Regions from separate parts of the Homo sapiens genome. Here region 1 is linked to region 2. The links are chromatin loops, found by intact Hi-C in ENCODE. Cell type or tissue: ascending aorta. All regions are shown on one strand.

Region 1 (8,000 bases), 110 kb before region 2:
ATCTTCAAAGGCACCTACATGCAGACTACACTTCCCCGTGCGTATTAAAAGCTCCGAGCTCTGGTATCCAAGATCCTGGGTTTTCAGACACTGTGAGGATGCACAGTGTGCAGGTGATAAAGCTTGGAGCCTTAACAGGTTGGGAAGTTGGATTAGAAACTCTTGCATGAAGCTACAGTTCTCAAAGGACAACATGTTTGGTAGGTGAACTAGAACATAATCTGCCTTACTGAAGGAGAATTGCCTTCTCTGCCTTGTTTCAGCATGGAGTAAAAATAAAAAGAAAGCAAGCTCCACTAAGAATTCCTATCTCATGTGCCTGCCTTTCAGCTTTAAGGGCAGAATTCATACCAACTGTGTTATTAAAATGAAAAGCAAGACACAAAGCACACAAACTCATCAGACATCATGAGCCTCTGGCTTGACAGTGGCCACAAGAGCTTGGCAGAAACAAAGGCAAACCTCTATGAAAAAACACACTTACGATTCAGGTTCCAAAATTTCTGTAAAAAAGTTTAAAGGAATTAGAACTTTTAGTTAAAAATCACCAAATATACAAGAAAAAAAATCCATCATGAGTAAGCGTCAATAGAAAGAAAAAGCTATAGAGTCAGACCCACAAAGAATGCAAATATTATAATAATCTGATACCAACGTATGTTTTATATATTTAAAGAAAGCTGAGAAGGATGAAAAAGCGTCAAAACATATGACCAGGAAGATTTGGGAAAAAGGAAACAAACAGAATACTTAGAAATTAAAAGAATAAAATTGAAATTAAAAAACCATATTTACAGACTAAACAGCAGATTGGACACAAATGAAGAGAGAATTAATCTTCCAGAAAATAGATCTGAAGCAATTAGCCTGAGTGAAGTTTAGAGAGGCAAAGGGATAGAAGATATGAAAGGGGTTAAGAGACACAGAAGATGATATTTAAAGATTCTGCATCTGTCTAATTGAAGTTCCAAAATGAGAGACTAGAGAGAATGGTGGAGAGGCAATATTCAAAGTAATAGCAGATGAAAAAATTTCCAGAATTGGTAGAAAAACTGTACACCTTGAATCAAACACCAAACCAGGACAGTACAAATAAGAAAATTGCAAGCTAATCTCATTCATGAACGTATATATGAAAGTCCTCACCAAAAAGTTCCAAAATAAATCCAGCAATGTGCAAAGAAGATCATACATCATGACTGGCCCTACACCAGTTTTTTCTCTCCTAGCTCATTTTATCAGCTTGTGTGCATTTAAGTACCATATTTATGCTGATGATTTCTAGGTTAGGGTTATATCACTAACCTAGAATGCTTCTTTGAGTTTGCACTCAAGTTCCAGAAAAAGAGAGTAGAAAGAATGGTGGAGAGGCTGTATTCAAGTACCAGTTACCTAAGTATCACAGACATCCCAGCCAAAATAAGTCTAAAGTAGAGCCCTTCATTTTTCCTCCCAAGTCTATTTTGTTAGCCCTGGTTTTCTTCTGCTTTCACCCCTAAGTCTTTTTCTTGGTTGTTTCAACTTCTTTTCCATTCCTTTTATTTAAACCATTCCTATACGTTCTTCTCATCTTGAGTTCCTGCACCATGAAATTTTTCCTGACTTACCTCTTCCCTCCCCACAAAATCTGGGCTAGTTGGCTCTCCTATTCCTTCCATAGCTTTCTGAAGTTTTCAGCATAGCACTTATCAAGGGGTGTTGCAATGGTTGTGTATTTGCCTGTCTGTCTCACTAGAAGCTTCTTGAGACAGGGACTCTTGTTCATTGAGAGAACATGTGCCATGAGTACAGAGTCTAGCCTTTAGTTGTCAATTGCTCAGTAAGTGTTAGTTGACTAACTGAATAAACAGAGTAGCATAAATGTTTTAGTCAAAGTATGCACAAGGCAATAAGGAACTAAGGAGAGAGATACAGGAATGTCTCCTATCCAATCTGAAGGATGCAGCCCAGGAAATGTTTGAACTGAGTTTGCTAAGGTAAGTATAATCTTTGACCATCTTGAGAGGAAGGACACAAGGGGTATGAAAAAGAACATTTTAGATAAAGAAAACACCATGAGCAAAAACTAGTGGAAAAATGTAAGCAAATTACTTGGAGCTAAGAGTATTTGGAAAGCACAAAAAATGTCTCTGGAGAGGTGAGATTTTCTGGAGCTTTGGTCAAATCGCAAAGTTTGGCAGTCCTTCTTGAAACAGGGGAGCCTCTGAAGGAAGTATAATGGGAAACTTACATGGCCAGATTCATGCTTCAGAAAGATCATTCTAGACATACCTAGGAGAATGACCCAGAGGTATGGAATCAGATACAGGAAAACACATTTTGTAGGGCTTGCAGCCATCTAGTTGATAAATGACAAGGGCTGAGTAATAACAGTGATGGTTATTAGCAAGGAGGGAGCCAATTGTTCTCAGAGTGCTGGGGGAAGGTGCTAGTATCGAACCAAAATATTCTGTAAGAACTGTCATTTGGGGGATTATCCAGCTGTCAGCACTGTCACAGGCCTGGCTGGGGCTAAGCTGATCCTGTTTGTGTATCTCTGGAACCACTGCTGGAGTCGGCGGAGAGATCTCCCCCCTACTTCAGGAACCATCTGGAGAAGGTCAGTCTGATCATTGGGATTCATATTCATTAAAAAGTTTACAAAAGCACAAGTCCTTGCTCAGAAAGGGAGAGATTACATCAACTTTCATCCTGTCTTTCACTCATTGTTTTCTGCTGGTTTTATTACTGTTTTGGCACCAACCTTGATTTTGAAGCTGAAAACAGACAGTGGCTACATGTCAATATTCATTAAATATGAGAAGATAGGTTAATCCTCAGAAATCTAATTTTGATGTTAAAACTGAAACTCATGCAGGCTTTTCTTGCCTTTTGTGGAAACTGGTGACTATTAAAGATAGGTTATGCCTGATAGGTTGATTACACAGCATTCTTTTTATAATATTCCTTTTTCATAATGTTTTAGAAAATACTAATTTATTAAGCAAACATAGTAATCTTCACAGACTGTTATCTAAATATTTAATTTGCATATTGAATCACACATCTGACAGGGCAGGATAAATGTGATTAAATTCATTAATATAGATGTTCCAAGATGAGTGTTTTCCTTGCTGTGATGTTTTTTGATTCAGATTTGAATTAGAGCACACTGGCTTTTCATGCCACACATTACAATCTCCTGTCCTTAATGGCAATGTTGTCAGTATAGCTAAACAGAAACACACTGGCCAAGGAGTGGTGTGTACTTTCCAGCTCTCAGGAGGAGGCCAAGTGAGTGTTGGGGATTTAGACAAATGTTTTCCAGGGGCTTCACCATAGGAGTAGTTTTGCATAGCAGAGTTTTGTGTGTTTTCCTGCACCTAGCTTTCCCAACAAGATGGGTCAGCCCTGGAGGCCTGTTAGGAGACCGGGCCACAAGACGGACTCCAGAGGAAAATAATCCTTTGACTAAATGAGTGTTCGGGAGTCCAGAAGAAGACTAAGACTATTATATTACAGCATGTCACCAGCTATAGAATAAGGTTGACTACAAGAGAAAAATGTATGGGAAACCTTTGCCAAAGGAATGTACTTTACAAATGAAGTTGGTTTTACTGAGAACAGCAAGGCATAGAGGTTAAAGGGATGGACTTTGGATGCAGACTTCCTAGTTCCAAATCTATGCCTCAATTTTCTCCTTTGTAAATGGAAATCTTAATTTTATCTCTTGTGTATGCTTCCCATGAGGGTAAAATAAGTGAATGTATATAGAGTGCTTAGAAATTGCCTGTCATAACATAACCAAGTTTTCTCCTTTGCCCATTGGTGTCTGATCCTCTAGCACAGGGTCTGGCCAATTGTAAGCACTCAGTGTGCCTACATTCAACTCACTGTACACACTCCCTGGACATCTATTAAGTGCCAGACCTGGGCCAGGCACTAGGACAATGATGAATACGACATATGGTCTGCCTCAAGAAAAACAAAGTCTAGTAGAGAAGACAGACATACAAATGGTAGATTCTATTCTGTGTGATGAAGGGAATAACAGGGGCAGATATGGTGACAAATTCCAGAGGTGGTTAGGGGGAGACTGAGTTTGGATTTAGGAGGTTTATGAAGGAAATGGTTTACATGGTTTCTAACTACTAAGTTGGGTTTTGAGGTGTGATTAGGCGTTGGATTATCAGGAGTGTAAGTGATGAGGGAGAGTAAAAGGGTTAAAGAACTCAGGTATAACAGGAACAGAAAACCAAACACCGCATGTTCTCACTCATAAGTGGGAGTTAAACAATGAGAACACATGGACACAGGGAGGGGAATAACACATACCGGGGCCTGTCAGTGTCTGGCGGGGCCACACTGGGGTTGTGACGGGAGGGAGAGCATCAGGACAAATAGCTAATGCATGTGGGGCTTAAAACCTAGGTGAGGGATGATAGAGGCAGCAAACCACCATGGCACACGTATACCTATGTAACAAACCTGCACATGTATCCGGAACTTAAAAAAATTTTTAAAAAATCATTTCACATTCCAAAAAAAAGGACTCAGGTATAGAATAATGAATATGGGATGAAAATATGCCATGTCTTTCATCCCTTTTGTTGTTTCTTTGATTTGGCCATGAAATTTATTGTTTGGAGTCTCCCCAGTTCCTAATCTAAGTTTGGAAAGAATCACATGCCTAATGAAAGCATCAAACTGGAGAATCCCCTCCTATTCTGGGAACTGGCGAGCTGGTGTTCAGCTGTGTGTGTACTGCTGTTTATAGACCACTGGCTTGTCTCCAACAGTCGAGTCTAGACTTGGTCCATTACTTTGCTTCTGAGACAACCTTCTGGCCAAGAAATTGCATATCAAATCCAAACTCTTAGCTATTCAGAGCTTTGTTCTTCTGGAAGAAACAGGATGGAAAATATTTGAGATAACTTAGGATTTCCAAATATAACCACTTCCTTTGCTGGAGGGGGCTAGAGAATGGGAGTAACAATTCTCACAATCACCTTCTTCATTTCTTCTGCCCTTTAGTCACTTGCCTGTCTCTCAACATACTATCATACTGAGAAATTGATTAAAAACACACTTCGATTCCCAATTCATTAAAATTAAATGTGTCACATCTTACAAGTGAAACTACAATTTTCAGACGGAAAATGAAAACATTTTTCCCTCATATTTTGCTATTACTGTCCCCACAGTCTCACAGTTGACAGTCTTTACTTTAAAAGGCCGCTTCACACAGATATGCACAGAATTCATATTGGAAGCACCAGGAACAGAGAGGAAGTGCACATGGATACTTTCAGAGGAGCCAGGCTGTGTGAAGGACCTCTGAGCTGACCATAAGAACCACACTTCTTTTCTGATGGTCTTGCCTGGCTGAAGGATGGATCACTTCCTTAAGCTGAATCTGCATAACCAAAGCATGCTCTTAAATTTTAAATGATGTGTATTGTTTCTAGGCTGGTTGTATTTTTTGTCCCTCCTTCTATCTACTGGCCAAAGGAGAACACAGAACTATCTATTTTCTTCCTTAAATCTCTTCCTGCTCTTAGATCCTCAGTCTTAATGGTACAATTATCTTCCCTAGTGAGAAATCTGGGAGCTAGCACACATTTCTAGTTGTCTTTAATCTCTTGACCTAATTTTCACTGTTATTTCCATCTCCTTAACTTTTTTTTTGTTTGATACCTCTCTCTTTCATATGCCTTTTAGTGAACTGTGTATATAGATGAAGACCCTTAATTGAGAAAGAAAACACAATTTCTACAACATATTTCAAAACATTTCTCATCTGGACTTCTGTAGGACCCTGTAGGATTTCCTGCTTTTGTTCTCATACTTCCATCCCAGATTTGTAACACTGATTGTGCTTTGCACTTTAGTGGCTATAGGGCCAAGTAAAAAATTTCTTAGCATGAAATAGAAGGCCTTTAGTCATCCGGCTCCACCCTTCTTTCTAATGCCTCCTAGTTTCTCTTCATGCCTTTGCTTATGTTCTTCCCACAACTTGATGTCCCTTTCTTCTCTAATATCTTTGTCAAACCCCTTCAACTCATCTATGAATTTTCTTAAATTACATGTCAAGCTATGTCAAAGGCAGGACATAGCTTACTCAAAGTGGGTAACTTGAGGAGAGTTTAATAAAGAGATTATCTCTAAAGAAGTAGGCAGGATGTGGGGAAATCACAAACGGTAGGGTAGTAAGTACCTGAGGCTAAAACAAGGGGCTGTCATCTGCCCCCTCCCTGGGCAAGGGAGCTGTAACCTGAACCCAGAGACACTAACAACACCTCTTTATGCCCACCGCCGCCTTCACCCCCATATTCTTCGCTCCTGTCTTCACTTCCTCCCCCTAGTTTGTTGGTCACTTCCTCAAAGGACACTGACGTCCAGAATCCCAAAGTCTCAAGTCATCCAGCTCCCTTGAAGTACTAAAAAAGACACAAGAGAAACCACTTCAGACGAATAACTCATTTCTCTCCAGTTTCTACACCAGGTCCTAGCTGCACTTCTGCTCTGGTTATGTGAACTGAACCGTTTGTGACCTTGAGTTTCTTCCCCTGTGATCCTTAACACCTAAAACCTAGAGTAGAATCATCCCTTCAGTGGCCTCCTAGCTGTTTCCTTTTTGGGTTATACCACAGTTTCCTACTTGGCCCTCAATAGGCTGAAGGCATTCCAAGAAGAGTTCTCCCTAGCCTAAAATGGATCATCTGCAAACAAATGAAGAGAGGATTCCCTCCTCATTTCAATCATCCAAGGTCCATGTCCAGTGTGTCCTATATGGGGACTTGAGCTGGTCTCCCTGGTGTGCTAGATGCAAATCTGACTCTACGAAGTTTAGATTGTAAAGGGGGAGGCTGAGGGCTTGGAACAAAATTTTGATGAATGGAGAAAAGAGGGTCTTGATAAGAAAAAGCAAAACAAACTTCCTTGTGTAGTTTAATTTGTGGGTGGAGCATCTTCGCATGATTCTGGATGTGAGATTCCCAGTTTTGGTGAGAATTAAAGCTCACTGAGAATGTCACTGAAGTTTCATATACTTTAGACTCTTTTTTTTTTTTTTTTTTTTACAATTTCCATCATTAAAGTCAACAAATATTAATTGGGCCCTTGGTATTCAAAAATCCTTTTCCTATGGACTGTCTTCAGCACACAGAAGGCATATATCAGCAGTGTCTATAGTGATGAAACTCAAGTCTTTTTTCCATGAAATAAGATACTGGTATGGAGGGGGAAGAGTCAATGTGGTTGACCACAGAGGGAGAAAAGGTGCAATAAACCCCTGGTGCAGGTATTCTAACCCTGGGATGTGGGCTGTGAACTTCCTGTTCCTTCCCTATAATAGCTCCTAATATACTTTATTGTAATTGCCTTTTTAATGTCTGTCTCTCTTACTAGATTATATGCCCATGAGGGCAGGGAATTTGTCCTATTCATCATTGTCACCTAGTATTTAGCACAGGCCTAATGAAGAGCAGATACTCAACAATTATTTGTGTGAAAAAAATGGCTTCATGTTGTTTGAAGAACATCTCTGTGCATACAGGAGGCCCTCACTCTATTCAGTAAATGGGGCCAAGTCTAGAGTGTCCTGGCTGTGGCCATGGGAAGGAAGATTCTTTGATTTCTTCTGACTGTCATGGAGGGGTAAGGCATGTAAGTTATTTTCATATACCCATGTAATAAGACCTAGGCACATGTCACCTATTTATTTTGATTTGAAGACTCTTGCAGTCTTAAAATACCACCTCTTACCACTTGTGTTTGCTAGTTATTATCAGCCTCTGTCAGAATAAGACTGTGTGTTATGCAGTAGCGGCACAAAGATTCAGCCTAAGCTATAGACTTCCCTGGACTTGTTAACTCTTAACAGTTTGTTAGATCAGCTGGAATAAAATATGGACCTGGAACACAGAATGGCTAAGTTTTGATAAAAGTTAGGGAAAATGGAGAACTCTTTTATATTGCTCCTCAGTGTAGAGTGAGCGTAAAGGAAGGCAATTCTGTGG
Region 2 (8,000 bases):
GCAAGTCCAAGATACTGGCTTATGTTTGCATTTATCACTTGTGTTTTAGATTGGGCTTCTTTATCTATGTGCCTTCTTTAGCTCTTCCTTGTTTAATGCCACTGATTGTTTATTTCATTTCCATAGCACTTTCCCATCCAAGCTTGTTAGACTATATGGAGAACATCATGTTCAGAAAAAGCAGTGGCAAACACACACGACAACAACAAAAATGTAAATTTACACTCTGCCTGTACTTGGCTAGCATAGGGTTACTTTTCTCCGTGATTCCTTAATGGGAAGACTCATTAGGTCTTCCCAATGGAGACCTAATCTCAACAGACTTTCTCCTTCTATCCCCTCTCTTCTGCCATTGTATTTTTGTTTTGTTCATTCTCATTGGAAGTCTGGTGGTGATTGGGGCCTTTGGCATCTGTGTGTGCAGGATTATGGGAATTTCTAATCTCAAGCTTATTTTCCAACCCTGGCACATTCAACTATTTCTTACACATAATGATGCCACCTTTGTTTTTTTTTAATCAAGCCTACCTTCTTCCAAATCCTTTCTTTGTTCACTTATTTTTAAAAATTTCTGTTCCTGCTCTTACGGTCTTCATTACTAATATTCCTTTCCCTGCCTAGGTTATCCTTTTAATGTTTCTAACCTAATCTAGATTTTGAGAGCAGTGTTTTTATTAAGAACCAAAGCTAACTATGTTGGCAAGAAACTCATATTATGAGTAAAATATACATTTAAAATATAAATTGGGAATTTGAGCTAGAAATGGAAAGAGAAAGTTAGAATGAGTCTTGTGCTTGCATTCTCCGTCTACAAAATTTGTATGTAATCACACAGATAAAGTTCAGACATCTTATACTCTTTGACTATACTGAAATATATGTTGTCAGCAGTGCCTTAATGAAAAGTGATTGTTCTCTAAAGGAATCAAATGTAACAAGTTTAACATTCATGGTTCTTTATTTTTCAAAAATAATTTAGATTTCATTCTCCTTTTTTATTTTAAGAAGCCCAACAGAATTACCATATGACTATAATCTCATATCCTAGATTCAAAAACCAGGAGACCAAACACAAACAATGCCTCAGAGGAGAAAAGTTGTGTCTTAAGAATCAAAGTATTCTTGGGTATCGTAAGTGATTGCTGACGTAGAGCAAAGGGTTAATGAGAATGGGCTGGCATATTAAATCAGAATGCACGTTGAAAGCAAATTGCCAGCCTAAAGGAAAATATACGTATCATTGTCTCTGGTGAGGGAGGGGGACAAATAACTACTAAGATGTCCATACATGCCATACTCAGAAGTCATCCTTGATATCTTTTTTTCCAGACAGATTGCAAACACAAGTCTTTCTCCCATATGGGGGTGTGTGTGCAGGGGGTGTGGCCTGAAAATGCAGCATTGATTCTGGGAAAACTGAAACCTGGGAAGCCTGGGTATAATAGTTCAAGAAAACAGAAATGTTTTTCTTTGGCTGTTGTTCCTGAAGTTACTTAAATGAGACTCATTGGCTATTGATCTGTATATATTGAGATTACAATAAAACATAATGGACCAGTTTCTCTCTCCCCTGGGTCACAGGATTGGCCTTTTATCTCTTGAGAGTAATAAATCATGGTCTTGGATTTAAGAAAATATTCTGGGATCTGGTTGGCAGCTGATTTATTTTTAAGACAGTGATGTCAGGAAAAAAAAAAAGCATAACCCAGAATGTGACTGTAGTGGGAGAATAGCGATTGCTGTTTAAAATATTAAGTAAGGCTTCCCTGCTTTCAGAACCCATCATCCCACAGCAAGCTGAGTTGAAGCCCCTTACCAATATATTCACATCTTTCTTTACAATGGCACTTACATTCTTTTGATTTCTTTTTATCTGTGACAGATCCTAGCTTCTCTATTTATCTCTTGAATCTAATTTGCTCTATGACATCAAGCTTTAATTTTATCATTATTATTTTGCTTCATTTTAAGCACCCATGGTGTGCCAGGCATTGGATAAAATAGAAAAGATACAATCCCTGCTGTCGCTGGGCTCACACATTTAAAGAGATTTGACAGGCAAAATATCCTGTAATTGGCAATAGGTAGTCCTCATGCTTCCCCCCGCCCCTTCTCCCTTTTGAAGCAACTTCATCTCTCTGAACAAGCTTAAGAAGTTCCCTAGATCAAAGGTGTCAAAAACCAGAAGGGTTTGGAACAAGTGTCAGAGAGTAAGCAAACGACTTTCTGAGCTGTGACTCTGCTCCTCGACTGCCCACGTGCTCTCCGCTGTCTGCACTCCTGCCTCACCTGGGCTGACTCGGACTCTCCACCTCCTTTGCTGCTTCCGGCATGAGCTACCCAGGAGCCTAAGGCGCTCCTTCCCGCAACTCCGGTCCCCGCGCCCCGGGACTGCAAATCCTTTAAACAGAGGCCCCAGAGCTAGGGGTTTTCCCAGGCTCTGGTGGGCGTGGGCTGACAGTCGCTGGGAGCCCCGCAACAGGGGGGATGTCCAGGCAGGTATGCACCCAGCTCCCGGCGTTTCCCGGAGTCACCACAATGTTTCCCTTTCTCTCTCCCCCACGTATGCTGCTAGGGGTACTCCCCAGATAGGATTTTCTTTGTCTTTTCTCCTAGTAACACCGAAGCCCTCTCGTGCCCGGGGACTGCAGAGGAACGCCAGACCATCCGGACCTTGCGGGATGGCTCGGTGTGTGTGTTTTACTGTGTGTCGGAGTGTCGCGCATGTGTGCGTGTTGGGGCGCGTTATCAACAGGGGCCTAGGGCACCCCCACTCTTTCTTGCTCTCTTCCCCCATCACTTCATGGACCTCCGAGGCGCAAAGCGCTCGACCCTCTCCTGGGCTCAGTGGCTTGGGTACTCCGGGCTGAGCTCAGCTGGGGAGTCCCCTTACCCAGCCCGCACCGGCACCCCGAAGCTTCAAAGTTGCGGCAAACAGTTGCGGGGAGCAGAGGAACTGAGGTCCAGGCCAGCGCGCCCGCGGTCGCTCGCCTTGGGGAGCAGGCTGAGCCGAGGGTCGTGCGGGTGCGCGGCAGAGGCGGTAGGAGGCGGAGGAGAGGGGGGAGAAAGAGGGGGCGGTGGGGAACAGCTGCCGGGGTAGGCGAGGCGCAAGGTGGCTCCCCGCGGCCCCGCGCCCCGCGGCTCTCGGACGCACCAGGCAGCCAATGGCTGCGCAGAGGTGTACAGCAGATGGCGTCTGACTGCGCCGTTCCTTCCTCCTCCTCCTCCTCCTCCTTCTCTTCCTCCTCCTCCTTCTCTTCCTCCTCCTCCTCCTTCAGTGCTGAGGAGCCAGAGTCGCCGCCGGGTTGCCAGACGCTGGAATGGGTGGTCTTCCGACACACACCACCATCTTTCTTGCGCTCGGGAAGCTCGGGGCTCAGCGGCTCCCAGAGGTTACGGCGGCGGCTCTGGCGAGACGGGTGAGTGCAAGCACGCGGAGCCCCGAGTCGGGGATGCCGGGCCCCCTGGCCGGCCGACTGGGGCGCGGGGTGGCAGCGCCGGGGAAGGGGGCGCGCTGCCGGCGCAGACTTTGCTCTTTCCTCGCCGGACAGCCATCGTCGCCCCTTCTCCCAGCCAGACGCGGGAACTTGGAAGCGGATCTTCTCGGACGCCTCTGGCTTGGGGCTGCGGGAAGCGTGGGCTGCCCGGGGCGCAGTGTGCGGAGACCCTCTAGGCGGGCGGGGACGCCCCACGCGGCGACCTGAGCACCGACCTCATGCAACGGGACCGAACCTTGGGACCCGGGCAGCAGGAGCTCTGTTCCCTTCACCTCCAGCTTGGTTTGAGGGATACTGATGAAGGAAACCGGGGGTTTCCCGTCCTGCGCGGAGAGCCTCGGCGCCCAAAATCGAAAGGCCGGGAGTTGTTCTGCAGGCTTTGCAAACAGGTTGACTGAGGGTTTCCTTTCCCGTAGCGCTGACTGCGAAATCTGTGCATAGGCGTTCAGTGCCAGTGGAGGATAGCTGAGCAAGCCAAGAAGTTTTGCAGCTTCCTCTGATTTATCGGTGGAGTGTCAGGAGGCTGTAGCAACAGTTTACATTTCCCCTGTCCCTGCGAGTGGCTAGGGGCAAGCTGGGCTCGGACGTGATATCCTGCTGTTTGTGGAGAGGAAACTGGGAACGGGGCTTGAGAGTGAGGGGCAGGGAGGGGGGGACAGGCATATTTTCTACTGCATCGCCCATCTGCACCTGTCCCCTTTGCTGTCTTACATGTCCCATAGTATTAAAGTTATTTGAATAAGCAAATGAACCCCGCTCTTTGGTGACCGCGTATTTTGAAGTTGGAAAACTTTGCAGGGGACGAGGGAATGTTGAGGAGGGGGCGTTAAGCTCTCTCACTCTATCCCTTTTTAAAGACAAGAAAAAAACTTTCGTTGGCGAAGGTGGTACTTTTTTCTTTTGGAATGTCTGAGCTCAGAGCTTCCCATAAGAGGTATTGCGATTCAATACTGTACAGTCAAGGTGAAGTTCCACTAAGATTATGGGACCGTGGCATATTCTACGGAAGATACCAGGGTTCCTTGGCGCTCTGTTCATTGCCAGGGTGGTCTGCTGAAAGCCGGCAGTTTCCCACCCTCAGACTCCTTGGAGCTCTTTAAATGACGGTCTGCCTGGTGTTTCTCAGCGGTACACCTGTGAGTGCTCTGTTATCATGGAAATGGTAACCCATGCAGGTAGGGCTCATGCCAACCAGACTGTGGTGGGGTGTGTGTGTGTTTGTGTGTGTGTGTATACATGCGCGTGCGTGTGAACGTGTGTGTTTGGAGTTTCCTTTTGACAGGTAATCTTTGGATGTCAAAGGGATACAGTTATTTGTCTGGCAGTGTCAGGGCAATCTGAGTTTCTCGAGTAACTAGGAGGAGGTAATCTCCAGGGAAGCCTTTTTGTGCTCTTGACTGTCTACTCAGCAGTTGGTGAAGGCTTCCTGAAAGCCACTTAGGGTGTTACTAACCAAATCAAGAAGTCTTACTCAGTGGTGAGTGAAAGCTCGTGTCTTTGTGGGTTAAAAGCTGTTTATAAAGTTTCTGTCTTGAGGCTTCACTTTGACAGACTGCTGTTTTTAAACCTTAGTGCCATTAATAATAGGAGTCTTCTTTTGAAAAGTAATGTGGCCAGTTCTCTGTTTTCTGAGGGTAGTTGATCTAATCTGGTAGATTCCCTGGAATTGTTTTATTTTCTATCCCTGGGAAGTGTGTGTGTGTGTGTGTGTGTGTTGTGTGTATTTGTGTGTGTGTGTTTTCTTCATCTACCTGCTGAGAGTTGAGGGTTAGAAACTCTTTTTCATGCAAATTTAAGTGAAAAAAATTATGAAGAAAATTCTTCTGACACTGTAACAATATACACAGATACTTCTGAAAAAATTGTAGGTGTCATTGTTGACTTTAAAAACATCGGATAGTCTCGTATAAATCAGCACAGACAGATCCAGCAGCCCTGAACACCTACAAACCATTCAGGGTTTTGGATATTCTAGATTAATCTGTGATAAGGGCTTGGAGATACGTGGTCCAGGAAAGGGCTGTCTACTGTTGGTGGACTTTGATAGTCTGTTTTGAGGGTTCATAATACGATGAGCTCACTTTATGTCAACCTTAATATTTAAATCAATACTTGAGAAATGATCTTACAATATTTCTTAATCTTCTGGCCCATTGTTTTCCATCAAAGTTGTTGATTGTTAGAGAGTTGAAAGGCTAAGAAAGAGGAACACTGTTAGACAGGTAGAAAATAATTACCGATCATATAAACAATGTAAATACAGACTCTACTGTTTGAAGACTGACATTAACAAATTGGTAACGAGAGGTACCTTTCTGTTCTCTGCTGAGTGTGCCTTTTGAGAGAAAGTAGGGAAGGAATGAAAGGAAAATGGTACTAAATTGTACTTCATCAGAAGGGCTATGAAGGACCTTGTCTGCTTGCTACAGATCCTATTTCTGAAGGAATAACTCTTTTGTTAATATCAGCAAAAAGAATGTTGTCCTTAAATGATAGACCGAAAAAGCAGAATAAAAAGATAGGCTCTAAGTTAAAGGAGGGAGAATGTCCAAACAAGAACAATTCTAAAGCATGTCAACTCACTTTAATTATACTTCACAAATTGAAACTGGAGTTGTATGATTCCTTTAAAGAAAAAAAGTCTTGCCAAAACTTCAATTCTGCTGTTCTGCACACTTTACAAAGATTAGGCATTAAAGTAATAACATTATGTCAAAAGTTTGAATAGAATGATGAAGAATATTTGACTGGTCTTATTTAGTTAACTGTGAAAATGACAAATGATACAATATATTAAATACATGATTAAGACAAACAGATTAAAGAATTCTAAGTAGTGACAACTATATTAGTTGATGGGAAAAAAAGAATAGCACTATTAAGGCTTCAGAGATGCTCTACAGACAAAGCATAAAGGCTGGGTCTTTGAATAACTATTGGGTATTGTATTATCAAAAACTACATGAGTTACTTAGATATGCTGTTGGATTTTTGAATATGGATTGCACATAAGTGCTTCATATTTTCAAAAGAAAATGTTTCCCAGTATATAACTATAAAAGAAGCTGCTTCATTAACTTTAACACCAGGCAGCTTCCTAAATATAACACAGGTCCTTAATTTAGAGCTGTTAACAAGATTAATATCTAAGTGATAATTAGCACGTTAAACCTGTGAAAGTAGAGGGATTTTTAACTCCACTTCTAGTCTAGAAATTTACTATTGTGAATTTTAGTGGGGTCTGTAGTTTAACAGATCTAAAATCACAGGCACCTGTGCTCCAAGATGATAAGCATTCTATTCCCACCCTTTAAAACTTCTCCATCTACCGAGATTATTTTGTGGACGTTTTAGTAGGATGTTCATGGGTGGTTATTCTTGAGAGCTAACAGTGGCTATTTTTGAAATGAAGCCAAGGAGGATTAGGTAGTTTTTGGTCATCTTGTAAGTATCTCTTGACAAAAGGAAATAGGAATCCCAGCCACTGAATTCCTACATTTATGCTTTCATTCTAAGCCATGAATCCTGGTATGGGCTAGTTATACAAAATATAGAGACGTAGTTATTTTGCCAGGTTATAGTCCACCGGTGATTTAGTATGATCATTTTGTTGCTACCACATCAAGCATTTCATTTGAAAGGGAAAATCAGATATTAGTGAAACCCAATTACTCCGTATCTTTTGGTAAAACTTTGAAACTAACTCTAGAGATGCTGTAGAATAGTTTCACTGCTGGTAGGGACTCATGCTTTTGGTAACAGGAGTTGAATCTAAGCGTGGTTTGTAAGCTGAACAATGAAGTCATCTGGCATCTATAAGAACTACTTTAAGTGTGTATATACTGTTGTGATGACTAAAACACAGTATGTATAAAAGCATCGCTAAATTCATATTAATTTTTGGTTACTAGGTATTTTTGCAATTTATGGATTCTAAAAACACAACTCTTTGCTGTGATGTGGAAATCAGTAGAATTTTTTGACGTTAAAAAGAAGAGGTCCACCTACTAGAAAAGGTTAGACATTGACCTAGATGTGGAGATCTGTGAAAGTGTGAAAATGTTTCCTGCATGAATAAAAAAGGCTATCATTGTTGAACTTAGGTGTTTTGCAGCAAGGGACATGATGCTCGCTTTTGATTTTGCCTTTCTGGGCATATTTTAATTATGAGCCTCTTGTAATTAAACATGCCATAGCTAAAAACAGAATCCTAAGTAACTAATGCACAAACGATTTTTCAATGCCTTGACTTGGAAGAAACTCATGGCCGTGTTCCACTTGCCTGCATGAGGGCTGGCTGCTGATTTGTGTCCTAGTGTTATGTTAGCGAACAGCTCATTACTTCTGGAAAAATCACAATGTTGAGTAAGGCTCTGAACTTCGTGGCAGTTAGGCACGATTGCCTTAGTCTTAGACTGCAGCTTTGTAGCAATGCATATTTTAATTTTGAGTTCTTTCAGATGGTTATTTTAAAAAGCATACCATGTAGTATGCATACATGAA

What was found. Peaks named below come from ENCODE experiments on the same cell type or tissue, not always from the same donor. Only the 100,000 strongest peaks of a DNase experiment are listed, where the experiment ranks them.
Region 1: it touches region 2 in a loop (2.6-fold over the local background); 2 of 110 quality-filtered maps call a loop at or near these places.

What each region holds. Positions count from the first base shown.
Region 1 is chr2:136,649,290-136,657,289 of GRCh38, forward strand. No RefSeq gene overlaps it. Among named protein-coding and RNA genes, the nearest start is that of THSD7B, 110 kb to the right of the region's middle. In ascending aorta, no CTCF peak of the experiment used is centred here; a DNase peak (open chromatin) is centred at 4,752; H3K27ac peaks cover 4,220 bases.
Region 2 is chr2:136,762,269-136,770,268 of GRCh38, forward strand. It overlaps THSD7B (thrombospondin type 1 domain containing 7B), which reads left to right and starts at 3,277. Exons shown (of 28, transcript NM_001316349.2): 1 at 3,277-3,419. RefSeq lists an enhancer at 3,259-3,760. In ascending aorta, a CTCF peak has its summit at 3,150 (motif pointing right); a DNase peak (open chromatin) is centred at 2,358; H3K4me3 peaks cover 3,195 bases; H3K27ac peaks cover 2,093 bases.